2 separate regions of the Mus musculus genome follow, and region 2 is linked to region 1. A link is a loop called in an ENCODE intact Hi-C map of the cell type or tissue named here. Cell type or tissue: left cerebral cortex. All regions are shown on one strand.

Region 1 (8,000 bases):
TTAGTAAACTCTCTCTCTCTCTTTCTCTCTCTCTCTCCTCTCTCTCTCTCTCTCCCCTCTCCATCCTCTCCTCCCTCTCCCCACTCTTCCCCCTTTCCTCTCCCTCTCCCTCTCTCCCTCTCCCCCTCCCCCTCCCTCTCCCTCCTCTCTCTCTCTCCCTCCCTCCCTCCCTCCCTCCCCCTCTCTCTCCTTCTTCTCCTCCCCTCCCTCCCTCTCTCTCCCCCTCTCTCTTTCCTCATATTATTATTCTGATATTCCACCTATTTCGAGTACTCTGAGTAATAACATCCTTTGTTTTACCCCAAAGAGTTTTGTATGTTCTGTGAAAAGCATCTAAGAAACTACCCAGCTAATATATTCACTTATATGTGGGGGGGGGGGGAAGCTCAATCCCTCACAGTTTTTGAGATTTTTTTTAGCTGTCAATAAGAACATTAGGCAGATGAAAACTTAGAGGCTAAACTTTCTAGTCTATCACATCTTGAAATGGTTAACTCCCCTCTCCTCTTGCTCCACTCCCGCCTCTCTCTAGTCTATGTACATTCCTGGCCTCCATAATGATGGGCTGTAATAGCCCATTTACTCAGTAGAGTGGATTTCTGAAACCCATTTCCAGATTACAGCCTGTGTGCCAGGGCTGCGTTTATTTTCATTACTAGAGAAAGGGGTGCAGCCTTGTAACGCTGACTTTTCAATAGCTCCATCAGAAAGTGCTCGGAGCACCTTCTCAGTGCTCACCAAATGCTGCAGAATCCTCCAGAGACATACCCCTTCCTTCACACCAGTGAACAAAACCTTCACCACACAATGAACCCCACTGTTCCCCTCCCCAGTCAGACAGCAGCCACTGGGCGCTTTGTAGAAGTTACTTCTTCCCATTCCGGCTTGTCTCCTAACAGAAAGCAATCTCAGACTCAAGACAGTGTACTCTCCTAATTCCTAAAACCTCTGGCCTGAAGAGGACCCAAAGTTTGAAGGAATCAAATCGATCAAGCCAGCAGCATTTTAATATGATTGATTCACAGTGATAGTCTAATAAAATAGCTATCTGTCACTTCAAGTTAATTCAATACATAATAATAAGTATGTATTGGATGACAAAAAAGCTGGGAGTCTTGGTGAGTCTTTAAGAGATGGTGAAGGAGCCCTTTCAACACACAGATACACATCACATATATACATATACCACACATATACATACCACACACAGCACACACACACACACAGAGAGAGAGAGAAAGACAGAGAGAGACAGAGACACAAAGACTGAGAGAGACAGAGAGAGATAGAGACAAAGAGACAGAGACAGAAAGAGTATCACAGAACTTTAAGCTGTGGCTTTTCCAAATAATAGTGCTTTGATGACAAGTGCATCTTAGAGCTCAGCAAACTCTCACCCTACTTCTGTGGTTAGCCCTTCCAAGGCCATGTGATCCAGGTTCATTTTGAGCTCTAAGCCCTGAGCCTACACAGTTCTGACAACTTCTATTTTAAGCCTAGTCTTCAGAGGGAGAGGGGAAAGGGAGAACTTGAGGAAGCTGATGCAGCTTGGTTACTGGGTGGGGAACAGAAGAAGAAAACTCACTGACCCATCCACCAGTGTATCCAGAAGCCAGCTAGCACAGCAGTGAAAGATCAATGATGGAAGGAAAGCGCAATGTGCCTCCCAGGCATGTGTGTTTGAATCCTTGGTCCCCAGCAGGTGGCGCTGTCTTGGAAGGTTGTGGAACCGTTAGGAGGTGGAGCCAGCTGGAGGAGTGCTTCACTGGGCTTGCTCCTGAGGCTTCCTAGCCAGGCTCCGCTTACTGCTCTGCTTCTGCTTCCTGACTGCAGGTGCAATGCGAGCACCCAGCTCATAATCCCTTTCACCACACCATCCTGGCTATGATGGACGGTGTCCCTTTGAACACAAAGCAAAGCAATCTACCCCTTAAAGTAGATTCCTGTTAGTAATTTTCAAGGAGAAGTATAACCAGCACAGTTACCAGGGACTAAACCAATTTTCTGGGACTTATTCTGCCTTTCTTGCTTATTGCTTTGAGCAAAACTGCCTGCTTCCTTTGTGTTGGTAGCCCTTTAGGAACATAGTAACAGCTATTCATATGAGAGATTATGTTACATGCTGGCTGTGACACCCTCACCCCATCCCCAGGGTAAGACAGGACCTTATCTCTAGATTTACATAATTATGTGAAAAATATTCTCCATGAACACAAAAAAAGATAGAGAAGCAGCCCCAAGTTGACAGCAGACTCACAGTGGGAAGACCTTCAAATGCTCGGTTAGAAGCTGTGTATGCTGCCTTCACTGAGACAGCAGCACTGTTGTACTCCAGTAGCTTACATTCTGCTGGTCTGAGCAGGTGAATGCTAGCAACAGGCATTCAAGAGTGTTAGGACACAGGGTTTTCCTGTCTGGACATACCAGTGGTCACAAGCCTGCAGAAGGGTCCTAAGAGGTTGCATTGGGATATACAACTTCAGAGAAGGCACGTGTGACTCAGTCTCACAGCTTCTCCTTTGCTAGCCCCCATGACTGGTGCTTTTGGCTCTAGGCCTCTACTCCACCCCCACGAGGCCACTGCTTCAGACAAGCTAGAAAGGAATTATGATAAGCCATGTGTATCTCATAAATCCAAAACTGGGTGGAGTGATTGGACATCCTAAAATGTAATTAGGAACTTCAGGGTTTTATTTGTTTGTTTGTTTGTTTGTTTGATCATAGCAGTACCAGATGAACTGGGATAGTCAGCACTCATGAAGCAGGGTTGTGTTGGTGAGGAGGTGGAGGGACACTTTAATCAAATAGAGTGGAGCAGAATGCTGTCCCTCCTGAGAAGAGCAGCATAATTCACACGGTATGAGGAGAGAAATAAGGTGTGGTGGTTTGAATGAGAATGTAAGGTCTTCTATTTGAATGCTTAGTTCCTAGCTGTTGGACTGTTTAGGAAGGACTGGGAGGCATGGCCTTGTTGTAGGGAGGCTTTGAAGTTTCAAACCCCTCTCTTTCTGCCAAGTGCTTATGAGCCAAATGTAAGCTCTCAGCTACTGCACCAGTGCTATGCCTGCCTGCCTGCCTGCCTGCCTGCCTGCCTGCCTGCCTGCCACCATGCTTCCCACCGTGATGATCATAGGGACCTCTGAAACCATGAGCAAGCTTTCACGTCAATGCTTTCTTATATACACTGCCTTGGTCATGGTGTCTCTCCACAGCAACCATACCTAAGACAAGGGGGAATCTGCTGGCTGTAAATGACATGTTATCACAGGGCCACATTTTTGCCAGGGTCTCCATAGTAGGCAAGGCGAGGGGGGGTCAGGGTTGTGAATAGAGAAATATCCTCCTTTCTAGAGCATAGCATAGGAATGGGGTGAAGCCTTCAAGTCCACATTGATCAATTTCCCAACCAGAGCTAAGCCCTGAGCCAAGCGCTGGCCCTCTACTGGGCCAGGAAGCAGGTGTGGAGCGTGTTGCCATAGTGACACTAAGCAAACCTGCCCCACTTACGTTGAGCATTCCAAAGGTTCCTCAAATAGAAATAGACTTTTTTTTCACACTTCCTAAGAAGATCTGTTGTTGTTGACTATTTGTTTATATATCACCATAAAGTTTAGTGATCACACGACATGAAGTGCTGTGGAAGGATGAGGAGGCTCCCACACCAGCACAACGTTTTCTCTGAAAGATTACCACCGACCTGACATCCAGGCAGAATATCAATCCATCTATTAATTCCAGCAGTTAAAATGAGTTTTAGTAACATCTTTAGGCAGTTCATTTCCCAGCTTCCCCCAGCTCTGCAGACCTCAACACGTCATGAAGATGCTAAATAGCTCAGAGAAGTAAAATTAGGACGGGAATCAAGATCTAGCCATTCCTGTAGATGGGCTGAAAAGCTTCTCCCTTCAAGCTTCCAGAACAAAGGTGCACTCTGACCTGTCCAATCCCACCGGGCATTGCTGGCTAGAGAGCGCCACCTACTGCTCACCCTCCGCTACTCTCAGTACAAGAGTCCCTTTGTCAGCTCCAAGCATCCTGACCGCCCTACGCCAACTCTAATATTTGTAATTATTGTGCGTCTCAGACTGTGAGATCAAAGAAGAGGAAGAAAAGCAGCCTCCAAACGTGAGAAGGGAGTAAGACAGAAGGCTTTAAATGTCTCTTTGCTCCAGACACCTGCTCCTGAGGATGCTTGGGGACTGAATTCAAGGGCAGATGCAGCTGGCAAGTTTCATTACCCCTGACCGCATAGAGAAGCGATAAAGGGCAATCGGAAGAAAAAAAGAGAAAGCTTGGGTGACAGAGCAAAAGGAAAGAGACTCTGGACACAGCAGCTAAGAAAGAGATAAACTGAGCTCTACTTTACCGTCACCCCTCCCTCCTAATTAACAAGTTTTAGCCACCTAGATGGGAGTCCACATTTGAGTCTGTCCGATATTGTCAGTGTACCTCTCCTGGGGTTTTTAGGTTTAGCCCGGGACACTGTGGTTCGCTGCAGGGCCCACATCTGCGGGCTGTTGCATGTGGCTGTTTCTACTGTGTTTCTGTGTGTTGCTGTTGGGTTTGCTTGCACTGGCTAGGGTTCCTTTCAGAAAGGTCTGGCACACTTTCCTGCTCTCCAGACTTGAGCCACATCTTTCAGAGTCAACAAACATATCAGGACTTAGACAAGAATAAGATCCTTCTCACCTGAAAACGAACGAACAGACAAATACACCTAGACAGTGACATCTGGTCCCCAGAAGGGATCCATGGAAGGACATGAAGGTAACACTTATTGAAGATCTAGGGAAGGGAGCCATCACAGGCTTAGATCATCAATATTCCTAATAAAGATGGCGTTGGGGGAAGCTGATGCATTAACAAGGGCAAATAGGAAGTAATGAGCAGGATGTGAAGCTGCGACCCCCAGAGCTGTACATCTTTCCCTGTACCAGAGCTCTGGGGCTCTGCCAAGTCGCACCCTTCATGGCAAATGTGCCCACTTGTAGAAGCTGGAAGAACCACCAAGGCAGCACGAAGGGATTTGCTTTTAATAGGTTTATCTCCTTGAATTCCACACAGGAAATGTCCTCCTGTACCTACTGTGAACACTATGAAAGCCTTATGAGAGACCATTTGGAGACCACTCCACAAAGCCCATGAGACCATCTGGAAGCAGATAGTCATCATATCTTTTCGTACACAAAGCATACCAAGACAGCAGAATCCTGAGGAGTTCTAAATAACCAGTTCTTGCAGGGGGAAAGTCCTGGCGTGTAGTGTTTGTTTTCTGTGGTGTAAGTTCTCCCATTGTGCCAACTTTAAGCCATCACCTGAACACGGAATTGGGAAATCCTCGTGTCCATCAGTGCCTCTGGACTACATGAACTCAGCACAGCACAGCACGGCACGGTGCCATCTGTGTGAGTACCATGGGACTCAGCCCATGCACATCCAGGAGTAGAGCATGAAGAGCATTGTGGGACTGGTGGAGTGAGATTAAGAATGTGGGCCCTGGGTTGGGTTTTATGTTACAGATTTCAGTCCTGAATTAGATCATTTTCTTAACTTTCCCTGTAGTAAGAGACACTTCTCTCTGCCCGAGAGCGGTCAGCTGTACCTTCTTCTTCCTGTTGGGCTTGAAAGAAGTATTAGGTCTTTCCAGGTCCACAGAAGCTTCCAGCTGCAGCTGGAGAGTCTGCCTCTCAGCTCTGCACAGGCCCCTGGCTAGCTCATCTGTCCTCCTGGGACCCACTGTGCTGCTCCTTTTGGGATTTGACATGCCTTTGTATTTATATGGGCTAGATCTTTCATTAAAATACTGTTCTTTCATTAAAATCTGTCTGTGCATCCATCCCCAGTGTCTATTCTGCTTCCCCTTCTCAGTGAGTGTCAAGCATCCTTGGGTCTTTCTTGTTACTTGGCTTCCTTGGGTTTGTGGATTGTAGTATGGCTATCTTGTACTTTATGGCTAATGTTCACTTCTGTGGGAGCACATACCATGCACATGTGTTTCTGGGTGTGGCTTATCCCACTCAGGATTAGATTTTCTCGTTTCATCCATTTGACTGCAAATTTCATGATATGCTTATTTTTAATACCTGAGTAGTATTCCATTGTGTAAATGTATTGCATTTTTTAACCCATTCTTCAGTTGAGGGACATCTAGGTTGTTTCCAGTTTCTGGCTATTCATAAATAAACCTTCTATGACTATAGTTGAGCAAGTGTCCGTATTGTGGTGTTAGAGCATCTTTGGGGTATATGCCCAAGAGTAGTATAGCTGAATCTTGAGGTAGAACTATTCCCAATTTTCTGAGAAATTGCCAAATTGATTTCCAAAGTGGTTGTAAAGTTTGCACTCCCATCAGTAATGAAGTCTTCTTCTTGCTCCACATCCTCACCAGCATGTGCTATCCCTTGAGTTTTTTATCTTAACCATTCTGACTAGTGTAAGATAAAATCTAAGAGTCTTTTTTTTTTCATTTCCCTGATGACTAAGGATACTGGACATTTGAAACTAGGTGAGAGAGGGAGTGCAGAGGGGAACAGGGGGAATCAAGTGTAGGGAAGATGGAGGCAGATAGAACTGAGAGAGAGAAATGAAATTGGTGGGGGAGGGTGCATCTCTGATACAATCAGGACAAGGGAAACTCCCAGGAATCTATGAGAGTGACCTAAAACTCCTAGCAGTAGAGGACATGAAACCTGAAGTAGTCACCTCCTGTAACAAGGCAAGAATTCCAATGGAGAGATGAATACACCAACCTATCCACAAAACCTTTGACTCGCAATTTGTCCTGCCCACAAGATGTCAGGGATAAGGATGGAGCAGAAATTGAGAGAATGGCCAGGCAGTTACAGGTCCAGGTCACTGGGCTGGGAAAATGGTTCAGTCAGGAAAATGCTTGTTTTGCAAGCACAAGGCCCTAAGCCCATCCCAGAACGTACATTTTATAAAACACTCAGACTGGCACCCTGGAGCTAAGGCTGCCACACAGCCCTCTGCAGGCAAGTCTCCACCAGGAGAGAGGGGGCTCACTCTTAAGCTCAGAGTTGAGATCACCACTTTCTCTCCAATAACTGTCTAAAGCAGGGCCTGCCAGGAGTGCCAGGGCACAGGAACAGCAGAGCAGCTGAGGACAGGATCCTCCTGGTCACCATCTGCATCCAGGAGCTAAGGTTGCTCCACAACCCTCCACATACAAACCCCTCTCAAGAGAGAGCTGATCTCTGCAGGAGTGCTGACATACCTAAAATCACAGACTTACAGGCCCATAGCACGGAAAAGCTCCAGTCAGAGACAGCAAGACCAACTAACACCAGAGATAACCAGATGGCGAGAGGGAAGCACAAGAACATTACCAACAGAAACCAAGGCTACTTGGCATCATCAGAACCCAGTTCTCTCACCAGAGCAAGCCCTGGATACCTCAACACACCAGAAAAGCAAGATTCGGATTTAAAATCACATCTCATGATGATGATAGAAGACTTTAATAAGGACATAAATAACTCCCTTAAAAAAATACAAGAGAACACAGGTAAACAGCTTGAAGCCCTTAAAGAGGAAATACAAAAATCCCTTAAAGAATTGCAGGAAAATACAACCAAACAAGTGAAGAAATTGAACAAAACCATCCAGGATCTAAAAATGGAAATAGAAACAATAAAGGAATTACAAAGGGAGACAACTCTGGAGATAGAAAACCTAGGGAAGAAATCAGGGGTCATAGATACAAGCATCACCAACAGAATACATGAGATAGAAGAGAGAATCTCAGATGTAGAAGATATCATAAAAAACATTGACACAACCATCAAAAAAAAGGCAAAATGCTCCTAACTCAAAATATCCTGGAAATCCAGGACACAATAAGAAGACCAAATCTAAGGATACTATGTATTGAAGAGAGTATAGCCAACTTAAAGGGCTAGTAAATATCTTCAACAACATTATAGAAGAAAACTTCCCTAATGAGAGAGAGAGAGAGAGAGAGATAGAGAGAGAGAGAGAGG
Region 2 (8,000 bases), 170 kb before region 1:
GGAGCCACACACGTGCACCTTTCTACTGGACCCGAGATTATTCGGCGGGAATCTGGTCCCCTCCCCCTTCCTTCATAACTAGTGTCCCAACAATAAAATTTGAGCTTTGATCAGAATGAATTTGTCTTAGCTCCGTTTCTTCTTTCGCCCAGTCTAGATTCCTCTCTTACAGCTCGAGTAGCCTTCTCAGTCGAACCGTTCATGTTGCGAGCTGCTGGCGGCCGCAACATTTTGGCGCCAGAACTGGGACCTGAAGAATGGCAGAGAGATGCTAAGAGGAACACTGCTGTGGAGCTCCACAGGAAAGGAACAGCTTTAATCCACTGCCCTCTTCTCTCAGTTGAACCAAATTTGTCCTTCTTTTCCAAGGTCCCTTCCTTCATGAGTCACATACTCATTGGTAAATGCAAGGTTTTCAAAGCTAGGATCCAGACTTCCTGGGCCAGGCCGGTGGGGTCTTCTTAGTTCCTTATAGGAAAAACTGGACAGGCATGGCTTCTAGAGGGATGGCAAGAGACATGCACTAAGACTATTATGTGTTGAGGGTGCCACCAGTGCATTTAAAACTCAGTCCTGATTCTGGGCATGGTGGTGCATACTGAGATATACAGGCAGAGTATGAGACTGTAGCCAGTCAGAGCTGCAAAGTGAGTTCAAGGCCAGTGAGGCCTTGTCTTCAAAAAAAGAAAGAAAGAAAGAAAGAAAGAAAGAAAGAAAGAAAGAAAGAAAGGAAGAAAGAAAGAAAGGAAGAAAGAAAGAGAGAAAGAAAAAAGAGAGAGAAGGAAGAAGAAAGGAAAGAAAGGAAGAAAAAGAGAGAGAGAAAGAAAGAAGAGAAGAGAGAAAGAAGGAAGGAAGGAAGGAAGGAAGGAAGGAAGAAAGAGAGAAAGAAAGAAATTAAGAAAGGAAGAAGAAAAGGAGAAAGAAAGTAAAATTTATTCCTTTAGTACCACACTTTAGTCAGTGTGGTAAATAGCACTATCTTCCTTCTTCACCGATAAGAAAATGAAGGTTTATAGAGGGGACGGATAATTATCCTATAGAAACAAAAGCAAAAATGTTAAGGTCAGGGTTGATCACAGGCATGCACTCTTAAGTGTTATTCAGCCTGACTCTGCTCTGCAGAGACTCAGGCAAAGACAGCTTTTGGAATAAATGAATCAGTTACCCAGCCAGAGCCTCATATTTCTGCAAGACCTAACTAGCAAACCATGCCCCGAGCAGGAGTCCACTGAACTCTGGCTCTGAGAACTGTTCTGTGCTTATTTACAGTATGCGGTCGGTCCATGCTTGCTTTATGAGCTGACCCTAGTCCTTGCCGTCCAGGCTGAGATTCCTACCCCTGGCACTGCGGATCGGATCGGTGCTTTCTCTTTCATCACAAGGGCATGGTAGATACTGACGTCTTCCAAATGAAGCAATTAGTGAAGGCTATTAAAAGAAGTTTCCAAACCCAGTGATTGCAAAACGCATTAGCTGAGCAAAATTTTCAGGGGTGGGGGTTGTCCTCCCATTACCTGACTTGAGTTCAAGTAGTAAAGGCAAGAAATAATAAGCAAATTATACTAACCAATGCTAACCAGATCCAAAATTTACAACAAACGTCAGCAACATGACCCTTAAGTCCCTGGCAGAGTGTTCCATAGGAAGCTATGGTAGATGCTTGCAAGCTCTTCAGCAGCTCGCAGCCGGCCAGCGAGGCTGAATACACCATTAAATGATGGCAGAGTTATTTTCAGCTCACACTCAGACTCAGCAGGTGGCCAGAGAGCTGGGATCAGCTGTGGTGACCTGGGAATTTCCCTTAAATTCTCATCACAGAGCCTATTTTGACTCATTTCTAGAGGATGAAGATATTCATAATACTCCTTTATACAACTTATTCAAGGATATACCCAAGCAGTAAACTTTCACTTGTATTATTTCTTCCCCTCGGAGAAAGCCTACCATTGACTTATCTTACAGAACCACAGAGGATCACTGAGTCTTATTGCTCATACTGACATTTGAAGAGATCAAAATAAAAAATCACAGATATCTGAGGAAAGCCTACAACAAGAAAGACAAACACATACTATGGAAGACAAAAGGTGATCAGGGAACAGAAGAGAACTTACCAGAGAGAACTAATTCAGTATGTTCAGAAATACTCAAGACTATGTAAGCAAGGATTCAGCAGAAAAAGGAAACAAACATTTGAAAAGCACATTGACAAGCAAAAAGGATACTCTGAAACCTGAAAATAAGAGGCTGGAGTTTTAATGTTACACATGTGTGCGTGGAAGACATAACATGAGCTGAACTTAGGGAACTTCTCAGCTTACAAAACCAAGTTAAGTCAGGAGAAGAGAAGGGGGAGGCAGGGAGCAGGGGAAGAGAGAGGGAAGGAGGGAGAGAGAGGGAGGAAGGGGGAGGGGAGGGGAGGGGAGGGAGAAGGGAGGGGAGGGGAGGGGAGGGAGAAGGGAGGGGAGGGGAGGGGAGGGGAGGGGAGGGGAGGGGAGGGGAGGGGAGGGGAGGGGAGGGGAGGAGAGGAGAGGAGAGGAGAGGAGAGGAGAGGAGAGGAGAGGAGAGGAGAGGAGAGGAGAGGAGAGGAGAGGAGAGGAGAGGAGAGAGGAGAGGAGAGGAGAGGAGAGGAGAGGAGAGGAGAGGAGAGGAGAGGAGAGGAGAGGAGAGGAGAGAGGAGAGGGTCAGAGTCAGACAGAGGTGTGGTGGAGAAAGAGTAATCTAATCCCAGGACAGCTGGGACTTTATTAAAGAGAAATCTAGAGAGGACAAGGATACCAAAGGGCAGAAACTTATTTGAAAGGCAAAGCACAGGAGAATTCCTAGAGGTGCCTGGAGGCTATCCTTAAAGACCAAGATCCCACAGAGTGCCTAGTGAATTAGCCAAAGATAGACATGCCTCAACACATTAGGGTACAACCTGAGAACAGAAGAAATTAAGAAAATGCCTTAGGACTTTTCTTGGGTTGGGCAAAACAATAGAAATGTCCTCCTAGATTATAGTACAAAGCTAATAGCAGAAAAGAAAACAGGGCTGGTGAGATGGCTCGGTGGTTAAGAGCACGGACTATTCTTCCAGAGGTCCTGAGTTCAAATCCCAGCAACCACATGGTGGCTCACAACCATCCATAATGAGAAACAAACTTAAAAACAAACGAACGAACAAACAAACTAAAAAGTATGGGCTGAGATCAGGGCTGAAGTGAGGATGAGAAAGGGATGGGGAAGAAAACGGGGAGTGGGGGAGAGGAAGAAAAACCAAAAGCAAAACTAACAAACAAACAAACAAACAAACAAACAAAAAACCAGTAAGACAGCCAGTGTCTGAGGAAGCAGAACCACAGGTTCTGAAAGCAGAAATCACAACCATCATCTGAGAATAGCTGACCTGGTGGAGAGGAGACAGAACCACAGGCCACCAGGATTTCTATTATCCTTGCACAAGTATTACTTTCAAGGTGAAATACATGTGTGCATAAAGATTACACGATAAACACTGGTTGTAAAATTATGTATACTCCTATCGTAAAATATGTTACCTACATATTTATAAAATTATCACAAGCATGGAATATGTGTTACTGTGTGCATGTGTCTAGTAAAGCCATATTTGTAGGCTGTGTGATTTTTGCTCACAGAGAGGAAATCCATCCTTCCCTGTGTGTTTCGTCCTAACAGGAGGCCAGGTGTTCTCCTGTGTATATGGGTTACTCTGCACTCACGATTACTGATGAGTGTCCTACAGAGCCATAAAGTCATTTCCCATAAAGGTCCCCTAGTGGCCTGTACAGTCAACAAGCCTCCTCCCTGCGAAGCTTCCAAACAGGCCGTGGTTAGGCTGAGCCAACAGGATATAAAAAACACTTGGTTCAGACATGGAAATTTCAACTTGAAACAGTTGGGATTTTCTGATCTTAACTAAATGTTTTTTTTTAGAAACTGAGTTTCGTCAAACCTGTTTGTGTAAATGGGGAGCGAGCCATAGGAACCCAAGGAGCCTTTGATTCTTCCTGCTGCTACACGCTGAGAAAAATAAACCTCCTGGTTATTTTGAGCCTTGACTAATTTCTTTAGAAAAAGAAAAATAGTTTTCTAATTGGTCCCTTTGTAGCACAAAGGGCTAATCTGAGTGGACCTTGCCATCAAGTAATGGGGTAGAGTTCTCACTTGGTGTTGACGACTAGAAACTCTGACTGGGGCTTTAAACGCTCTTGGCAAACACTCTAGACCATGTATAAAGCGAGGTGAAGCAGGGGATTAAATCCCTGCTTGGTGTGTGTGGGAGCTGTAAAGACTCCCCAGCCCCAGGGACACAGCATTCATTAAACTGCACTGGCAGCTCCGTGGGGCTTAAGTTGTCTTTGATGGTATTTTTCTAAGCCTGGTACCTTTCCAGTTGACTATAAGAAAAGCATCCCTCAGAGTTAGGGCACAGTGCAGACTGCAAGATTCAACTCACAGCTGATAATTTCCCTAGAGGCAGGCAAACCACAGGAAGGCAAAAAAAAAAAAAAAAAAAACACCAAGGTCTCACAAGAGAAATTGTTTTTGTGGAAAAATTCTGAGTGCACAGAGCCAAAGTAGGAGGAGCTGGCCAGTCACACAATAATTCAAGGACCACAGGTAGGAACAGCCCCTGGGGAGGGTGCAGTTTGGTCATACACTCACTCAAGGAAGAAAAACAAGAAGCCAGAAATCATGGTGAAATTGTTTGCCCCAAAGAGGAGTTGCTATAAATATAGATGCCGTGGGATAGAAGGAACAGGAAGAAAAACAGCAAGCCTGCATTCAGAATGAGGTGCAGGCTCCACAGTGATGGGAGCCCCAGGGGATCTGCAGGTCTTTGTATTCTAAAATGATGCTTTTATTGAATTTAGACTTGGTGCTAACAATGTCCCTTTAGACCTGGACTGTTTTTCTGGGGTGGAGTTAAAGAGTTAACTTCAGAGGGAGGATGCAGGAGGCAGCCACCCAGACATAATGCTGAAGGTGCAGATGGAGGCCAGACCTCAGGTGGTCCCATGTGTCCATACCCTACATAGTCCACTCCCCTTGAGAGTGGGTAGAATCCTATCCTACCTGTGACTGGCTTGCAGATAACTAACTGTGGGGATGGTCACAGAAGGCCTGTCCTGGGATGGCTGCATGATTTTTAAGACTCTCTCTTAGCAGATTGGACAAAAGATCCTACTTGAGTTTTGATGAAGTAAGTAGCCTTGTTATAGCAGTCTCTGTAGCAAAACCCTACAAGTGAGTTTGAAATGATAGGAAATGCTAGGTAGGACCTAAGTTTGGTTCCCAGCTGCAGCCAGACAGACACAGGCTGGAAAACTGGCTCCTAGGGCCCAGCCCTGAGGAAGTGAATTCTGTTCTCAGCCTGCATGAGCTTGACAGAGGGCGGTGTGAGAGCTAGAATCGAAGCCTAACAATCCCGAACTTCTCTCTGTGTTGGACCTCACAATATCTGCGGCAACAGAAAATGGTTTCTCAGGTTAGAAGCAGGAGAGAGGCCATGAAAGGTGTGAAGGCAGATGACTTTCAACGGGAAAAGGAGGAGCGGCACAGCTGCCTGTGTCCTTCTACATCAGCTGCTCTCCTGAATGCTGCGACAAAGGACCTGGAATGCGCATCGCAAGGAAGGAAAGGTTTACTTTAGCCCATGACCTTAGTCCAGCATGAAAGAGAAGGCATGACGGCAGGGACATGAGACCTGGCACTGTGGTGTGGCTTCTTCTTCTACTCAGTTCAGAACCCCATTTCTCACCTCAGTTAAACCTCTTTGGAAACACGCTTATAGACACCTAGAGATGTGTGTCCTGTTGACAATCAGGATTAACTGATATTAGCCTCTGTCATCTCAGGCTCCCTGCTGGGCACTGCCCACAGCACACCAAATGTAAGCTTTGCTCGCCATTGAACTATTGCCTAGGATAACACCCAGCCGTGTATTCTAGAAACCTAATTCATCAATTTAGAAAGTTCTTTAATGTTGGCCTTACAGGATGCCAAAAAGGGAAAGATTTGTTTTTCTTTTCTGTTCATAGACTTTTGATCTGATGCAAACCCTTCTGGAAGAGGGAAGACAGAACTTCCTGCAACTATTCCTCACCTGCCTCATCTCACACACCACAGCTTTCGAAAATATCCTCTTCCATGAAATGCTGCCCCTCTGCAGTCTTCCCCTTAGAGAGTCCGCCTGATATCGATGAGTTGAGTCACCTTGTCCCAGTAACATCAATACATACATATATGTGTGTGTGTGTGTTTACATTTGTTTATTTGTAGAGGAGGTAGGCGCGTGCTTGCTGTAGCACGGGTGTGGAGTTCGGAGGACAACTTTTGGGGGATTCTGGTTTTGCTTCTGCAAAGTCAGTTTTTAGAAGGTCAAACTCAGGTCACTATGCTTGGCTGCAAACCCCTTACTGACTGAGTCATCTCTCCAGACTTCTTAACAGATGCTTTCATAACTTGAACAGTAAATTCGAGAAACACACAAATGTGTATAGTGTCCAGGAGGGAGTTCTGGGCTCCGCAAACCATGGCATACAGCTATAATGGGAAGAGAATTTCAGTGAAGACTTCCAGCCTTTTCCAGAGCTTGCTTGGCCCTTCCTTGTTCTTGCTGGTTGCTGTCTGTCCTAAATAGCTGTGGGGTTTCTTCTTGGGGCCCTAACAGTAGCATCTGTGTAGTGTAGATAGATGTCAGATCCTACCCTCACCCTGAGGAAGAGAGGCTGGACAGCTTGCACTGTGTAGATCACAACTGCTCACATCTGATTTTTCTCAGCCTTCGGCATTATTGCTTATGCTTCTTGAGCCACAGAACAGTGTGTGTGTTCTTCACAAAAGCAAAATGGGAGAAGTCGACACAGAGATGCAATGGTGGGCTTCAGGAAGGGAGGGGTCTCCATATGACAGAAGGCTCTCTGTTTCCTCCCACATGAAAGTCTCTGAGAAGACCCTGCTTGAGGAAGACTGAGAAGGGCAATCCTTCAGTGTAGTGTGTCTTATATTGGTCTGCAAGCCTCCTTGCGCCTCTCCCTCCTACCTGCTCTGCTCTTCCCCTCCCATGTAAATTCTAATGGAATTAGGCAGAGACACTGAAAACTCTGCCTTGTGCAGCTTCAGGTGGTCAGGATGCCCTCAATTAACATTCACAAGAATTGCCTGCCTCCCCTCTCTGGCCAGTAAGCTTCTTGAAGATATGACTTCTGTGATAGGTCCTTATCTATAGAGCCGTGTGTGTGTGTGTGTGTGTGTGTGTGTGTGAGACCACAGAGGTGGCTAGCAGATGAAAGAATTACATTAGTGGCCAGAGAGGGACAGCAACTTAATCTCTTGACACTCCAAAAATAAGGAAAGAGAAGGAGAAGATAGTAATTCCATGAATTTAGGAGTTTTTAAAATGTCCTTTTATTAGGTGTTCCTCGTTAAGATCAACCAGAAAGCCACCCATCCCATCCTGTTCCATGTAATTATGGGGCAGCAAAGTCATTTTATCACATTTTCCAAAAGGGTATGTGTGGACCCCAGTCAGCTGAGGGCAGGTGGCCAGGGCTTCCTTGTCAGTGGCGCTATGAGAAAGGAGCATTAGAAAGTGGTAATATATATGGGTTTTCCTTTTGTGCCAGTTCCTGATTTCTTTTCTGTTTCTTTAACAGACAGAACATATTTCAAACTTTTCTTACTGTGTTTACAATGTTATGCTGCTAAGATGTGATTTCTTTCTCTATTTGATTTCAATTGTTATATATTCTATTAGAACATGGTATAATTTGATGAATTTTAAGTGTGTCTTGTGCCAGCTATTTTAAGCAAACAGTAAAGTTACAGTAAAATACAAGTAAATAATTTTGTAGTATCTCAAAGCAAGAATTGCCACCTTTTCCTGCCCCTCTCCCACTGTCTTCCTTGCTTAACCTCCATTGCAACTCTGACCTGAGAGCCTAGAGGAAGGAAGGTACCAGGAAGCAGCCCTAGCCACTCATGGGGTCTTTACT

Evidence for each region. Peaks named below come from ENCODE experiments on the same cell type or tissue, not always from the same donor. Only the 100,000 strongest peaks of a DNase experiment are listed, where the experiment ranks them.
Region 2: a loop joins it to region 1, with 2.9 times the contacts of the local background. A loop is called at or near these places in 3 of 42 quality-filtered maps.

Annotation. Positions count from the first base shown.
Region 1 is chr9:13,885,817-13,893,816 of GRCm38, reverse strand. No RefSeq gene overlaps it. Among named protein-coding and RNA genes, the nearest start is that of Fam76b, 62 kb to the right of the region's middle. In left cerebral cortex, CTCF peaks have their summits at 1,688 (motif pointing right) and 3,980 (motif pointing left); DNase peaks (open chromatin) are centred at 2,550, 3,486 and 3,966.
Region 2 is chr9:14,055,360-14,063,359 of GRCm38, reverse strand. No RefSeq gene overlaps it. Among named protein-coding and RNA genes, the nearest start is that of 1700019J19Rik, 31 kb to the left of the region's middle. In left cerebral cortex, CTCF peaks have their summits at 3,792 and 4,520; DNase peaks (open chromatin) are centred at 3,920, 4,340, 4,704 and 5,321; H3K27ac peaks cover 2,282 bases.